Linked DNA regions of Homo sapiens: region 1 is linked to region 2. The links are chromatin loops, found by intact Hi-C in ENCODE. Cell type or tissue: HCT116. All regions are shown on one strand. Each heading gives the region's core, and the rest is flanking DNA. Links, peaks and the distances in the headings are about the cores only.

The links. Hi-C counts contacts between places; a loop is a spot of excess contacts. Peaks named below come from ENCODE experiments on the same cell type or tissue, not always from the same donor. Only the 100,000 strongest peaks of a DNase experiment are listed, where the experiment ranks them.
Region 1: it touches region 2 in a loop (2.9-fold over the local background); 3 of 110 quality-filtered maps call a loop at or near these places.

Annotation. Positions count from the first base shown.
Region 1 is chr3:44,991,489-44,994,402 of GRCh38, reverse strand. The region is part of intron 3 of EXOSC7 (exosome component 7); the gene reads right to left. Among named protein-coding and RNA genes, the nearest start is that of EXOSC7, 17 kb to the right of the region's middle. In HCT116, for the core only: a CTCF peak has its summit at 1,636 (motif pointing left); no DNase peak of the experiment used is centred there; H3K27ac peaks cover 1,187 bases.
Region 2 is chr3:44,528,891-44,531,804 of GRCh38, reverse strand. It overlaps the pseudogene LOC100419748. Among named protein-coding and RNA genes, the nearest start is that of ZNF852, 20 kb to the right of the region's middle. In HCT116, for the core only: a CTCF peak has its summit at 1,703 (motif pointing left); a DNase peak (open chromatin) is centred at 1,704.

The DNA.
Region 1 (2,914 bases), core at 195-2,694, 460 kb before region 2:
CTGATTTAAGGTCCACCTTAAAAAAAAAAAAAATCCCTACATGAAACAAAAATCTCCCAGGTGGGATCTGACCTGTGGGATGACACTGTGAAACCCCAGATGGTCTAACTCTCTCATTTTACAAGAAGGGAGACCTTATCTTTTTTTTTTTTTTTTTAATGTTTAGCATGAGCTAGACACCACTCTTAGTACTTTAGGTGTATTAACTCATTTAATGTTCACAACAACCCTAGGAGGTATGGATTCCATTCTAGAAACAAGAAAACTGAGTCACAGAGAGGTTATGTAATTTGTCCAAGGCCACATGATGACTGTGCCTGGTAAGCTAAAATTCTAACCCAGGCAGCCTGGCCCTTATCTTCTATGCTTCCCTGTACTCTCCTTGAATCTGTAATTTGGCAAGCTTGGTTTATAGTCTAACATTAGTCAGGTTCACTTTCCTTGGTTTTACCTTTTGCCTCAGGGAAATGAATGTATGCTTTGGTCTTGGAACTTATCACTAGACAACAAATGTTGGAGTCAAGGAATGTTGACCAAGGAAGCCCTAAATAAAAAGCTGCTCTGCTCTGTTAGAGAGAGAAAGAAAACACAGGCTGGTAATTGTAGCTGCCTGCTCATATGCATCACAATCTACTCCTTCAGTGGGGGGTGTACACACTTGGTCTTTTGGGCATAAAACCAAATGCTTTCTGCATTTACCAAAACCAATTCTGACCCTTCATAAAGCATGACCAGTCCCTCTTCCAGAGTTGTGGGAAATTGTTTACTGAGCTGGATAAACTAATTAAGATCCTGGGAATGCTACCCCTCCCAGCTCTCCACCCCTTCTGACTCATCACCTCTACCCTCCTGCTTGGAACATCTCTGGTTTAACTGGGGTAGGCTGAGATCAAGGCCATGCCTACCTGGAAAGGGACTCTAGACACTGGGCCCACTGTTGCTTGCCTGGCAATCAATCTAGCCTACAAATCTATGAAGTCTTACGTCCAGGTCAGGCCAGGCCCACAGCAGAAAAAGTGATCTAGTGGGTACCTAGGCAGGGCTGACCTGGGCCTTACCCCTCCAGTAGTCATCTAGCCCCAACACAGGCCCTAAGGCTGATTCCTCTGAGTGTACATGTGCTCATGTCTGAGCCTGTAGAAGCCTCCCTGTAAATGGGTACCAGACCAATAGTAAGTATATTCTGAGGTTTTCATCACAAGCCTTTGTTTGAAGTGTCTGCGAGAGTTATCTCATCAGCTTGGGAGACTTTGATTACAATTAGCCTCAAAAGGCTTCTGCAGGTTGCCTCTCTGCTTTGTACCCACCCCCAGCCCCTCAGCCAGGAACAGTGTCCCCTTTAGCAGCACTAAGCAGGCAAGGAACCCAGATATAGTGACTCCAACCACCAATGCAGGCTTGAAGATTCTGGTTCAATTTTAGTGAAAAATACAAGTGTTCACATTGAAAAATAGTTAAGATCCCAAAGGGAAGTGACAAGTGCGGAGTATTCTGAAACATTTATGAATGAAAAATGTTCTCCTAAACTCCCCTAGTTAAAAACCCAAGCCTCTCTAAGAGGTTAAACCACAGTCCTAAACCCATCAACACAATGGTCGGAGAACTGAGAAGCAACTTGATGGCTCGCCGCCTAGTGGCAGCGCAGGGTGACACACCAGCTCACTAAAATCTTCCCTTCCTTTGGGCTTTAGATAGAAACCACCTTTTCCTAAAGTTTCCAAATTCTCATTTAAAATAGCCTACTCTCAGCTACAACCAGCAAACCAAAGACATGAAAAGGTCAGATTTTGCTCCCAGTTTAGTGACAGTGCTGCCAGGCATCTCTGGAACAGGGCTCAGGGTCAGTGCAGCAGTCTTTCCAAAGGGCTGTGAGGGCTATATCAAAGATTTTTCGTCATTCCCAAGAAACAGGGTAAATTATGGAGGTGGCGACAGTGTCTATCTTGGCTCCATGTATTATCATCCCAAGTAGACAAAACCAAGTGAAATGGGTTGGCAGAAAATCAATTAGTTTTCTGAGACCTCTCTACCCCTGGCAATTTAATTAAAACTGGAAGTTGCTAACAAGAAGTTAAATCAAACTAGACTCAGAGCAGCAGAAGAAACCCTCACCACCATCACCACCACCATCACCACCAATTTATTTCCTTCCACTGGGCAGCAACTATGTTTCAGCCTGTGGATAGGCAAATGCCTTGAGCTCTCCAGCAGAGGCCCTATGCCTGGAGTCCAGGTGGGAGTGGGTGTGTGGCACCCTTATTGCTGGGCACATCCACGGGTGTCCAGAAGCCATTCCTATTCACTGATTCAGAATAAAAGGACACACTTGTTTATGCAATTAAAATAATTATGCTCCTTGAAGACTCAATTGAGGTTCTGATACAGGTGGCAGCGATCAGTGCTTGGTAACCTCTCCCATCTCTGTAGGAAATGGGGTTTTGTGACTCTCTCATGGTGATTCTACTTGCCCGGCTGATTACATTAGCTGAGCCACTTAAAGAAGGTAAAGTGTGCCACTTTGAGACTGTCCATCTTGAGAAATCAATTCAGGAGAACTACCTAGATACTGGAGCTCTTGGGCCTGTGGGGATCCTTTTGAGACCCACAGAGGAGGAAAAGAGACCAGCAGGCAGCCACTCTAAGCCAGGAAAGATAGGCTACTTCTAGAAGCCAGATCTTGGGAAGAGGCAACTCAAAGAATCCTCTCACACTAGAGTCACTCATCCTTTACAGCTGGGACAAGAAAGGGATAAGAGCAGCAGGCTAACTTGGAGTCATATTTAGACACAGAGCCACAATGAAACGTATCCCCTATACCAAGCATCTGAGGGCAACACCCTCTCTTTGGTGTGGTTGGGCTGAATGTCTTTGGTCTGCCTAAAATGAATGAGGTAGAAGGTAATGAAGGAGATGA
Region 2 (2,914 bases), core at 231-2,730:
TCTAGACTGGGCGTGGTGGTTCATGCCTGTAATCCCAGCACTTTGGGAGGCTGAGGCAGATGGATCACTTGAGGTCAGGAGTTTGAGACCAGCCTGGCCAACATGGTGAAACCTTGTCTCTACTAAAAATACAAAATTAGCCAGGCATGGTGGTGTATGCCTGTAATCCCAGTTACTTGGGAGGCTGAGACAGGAGAATCGCTTGAACTCAGGAGGCAGAGGAGGTTGCAGTGAGCCGAGATTGTGCCATTGCACTCTAGCCTGGGCAACAAGAGGGAAACTCCATCTCAAAAAAAAAGAAAAAAAGAGTAACTTCTAGGTTTCCTGACTTGGACATTGTTCGACAACTTAGGGATTGATTATTGGTTTTTTATCAATATGAAATATTCCATTCTATGCCCATTAAATGCTTAGCCTTAGAGTCTGTTTTGTCTCATATTAATAATTCTACACAGCTTTTTCTCTTGTTGTTAGAACTTGCTTGGTGTACCCTTTTTCCTTCCTTTCTTTTCAACCTTTTCTATTGTTTGGTTTTATTGTAGGTAAATCTCTTGTAAAAAGTCTCCTCCCTTCTCTGTCTCCCTCCTTCCTTTTAATGAGGAAACATAACATGTTTGTATACATTGTGATTAAGGATAGACTTGGACTTTGTAACACTATATTAGTGTCTTTTATGGCCCATGCTTTCTCTCCTATATTCCTCCTTGTCTGCTCTTTGGTGCAGTAAAAATTGAGTGGAAAAACCAGAAACAGGGAGACTTAGAAGGCTTACACCCGTAGGCACACTGGGTCTTTCTAGAGTCACCTTCATCTTTTCTGGGCCCACCTCACATGCAGAGCTTTCTGGTTTAAGACACAGCGAGATAGCTCCCTCTTCATGGCCTGTACCCACTCCCCATTGAAAGCATTGTTTCTCATTCTTTCAAAGACTGTGTTCCTTTCAAATTTTTTTTTTTTTTTTTTTTTTTTCCTGAGACAGCCTTACTCTGCCACCCAGGCTGGAGTACAGTGGTGCAATCTAGGCTCACTGCAAACTCTGCCTCCCAGGTTCAAGCAATTCCCTGCCTCAGCCTCCTGAATAGCTAATTTTTGTATTTTTAGTAGAGACAGGTTTTCACCATGTTGGCCAGGCTCGTCTCGAATTCCTGTCCTCAGGTGATCCACCTGCCTCAGCCTCCCAAAGTGTTAGGATTACAGTCATGAGTCACCACGCCTGGCCTTGAATGTTCTTATTTCCATCCCTTGCCCCCATTTAATTATTGGGCCTCCCAGTCCAACAGAGAATCACTCCTCTTGTCCTGTATTAGAAATGAAATATTCTGATGAAGGATCCGGGAAGACTGACTCCTGCTCTGCCAGTCCCACTTCCTCCATGCTGAATTCCCAAAGGAGATCCATGCAAGGAACAGTAGCCTGTTAGGAAATGGAACTTACCAACTGTATCTCATCATTACTGAGTTGGTGCCTGTTTCCCTAATTCAGGCCCTCTGCTGAAGATGAGTTTGATGACATGACTCTTGGATGACCATAATTTATTGTCCAAACTGGGAAACTCTGTAGAATAAAAATGAGTGAAAGAAAGGGTCTGCCATTAATAATCATACCAAGAAACCATGAAGATCAGTATATGCTGTCCTGCTTTTTAGATCAGACTCAAGCAAGACTTCTACTGCCCTCTGGAGGCTGCAACCAAATCTCAGGCTATTACCCTCTGCCCTGTCCCATAGCAGAAGAACAAAGTCACAAAAAGAGAGGGCAATGAAGGTCCCAGCTTTAAAAGAAACATTTATCATGTCCACTAAATAAGGTTGGCCAGCTAATGTCTGGGACTCTGACTCATCCAATTAGCAACGGCCTCTCTTTTGCTGGGGAACTTTAGAAAGGGGGTGGGAAGGGCAGTTGTCAAAGTAAGCTTTCTCATCAGGAAGAGAAAACAGAGTTTTCCTCCCTGTACAGTTCTCTACTGTGAGAGTTCCTGTCTTGGCTTTCCCTCATCACCTGCTAGCCTTCCCTTGTTTGCTACCGAAGAGTTCAATTCCTTGTAGTTGGTTTGCTGACCCCATCTCCTTGGTGTGCTCTCCATTCCATCTTCTCTGCACTGAGTCTCACAATGGTCTCTGACCTACCCTCTCAAAGGGCCCCACTAGTGTTCTAGTAACTTTCCTGTATGCCTCTTGTATTTGCCTTTTCTATTCTTGGCAGAGGGTTAGAACAGAACTCAGAGCAAGATGTTGATTCTGGTTCAGAATATGATGATAAATTCACTGACATTAATATCAGGGGAAAAACAGATGTTTGAATCTGGAGCAGCCTGTGAAATGAAAAACAACTTAGAAAAGATACAGGGAAATCCTTTAGGAAAGAACATAAATAGCAAGAGATCTCATGTGAAAACAACTAAGGATTAAAAACAAAAATCTCCACAAGTTAGGGAGGCCAGAAATATAAGGGATTTGGACAAAGATTCAGTTCCAGCTCCAACTTAGTTCAACATCACAAGGTTTCCATAGAACGCAAAGCTGTAAATATGGTGAATGTGGTAGAGTTCCCCTGCATCTAGCTTTTCATCATTGAGAGAGAATTCACAGTGGGGTAAGGTTCTGTCAATGTGAGTGTGGGAAGTCCTTCACTCTGAGCTCTATCCCTTATGCCCCACCAGAGGAGACATTCTGGGGCTAGACTCCCCTGAAAGATTTGCCCAACTGTGGAAAATCTTTCAGCCAGATTTCATATCTTAGGCAACATCAGCAAGTGCATACTGAAAAAAAATCCTATGTATGTAATGAGCATGGGCAAGTTTTAACCTGGAGCTCAGCCGTTGCTGCCCATCAAAGAGTCTACATCAGGGAGTGCTCAATAGGGCCAGGGGCCTCATGGTGCAACTCAGGGCAGGGTTGGAGAAACCATTTGAGGG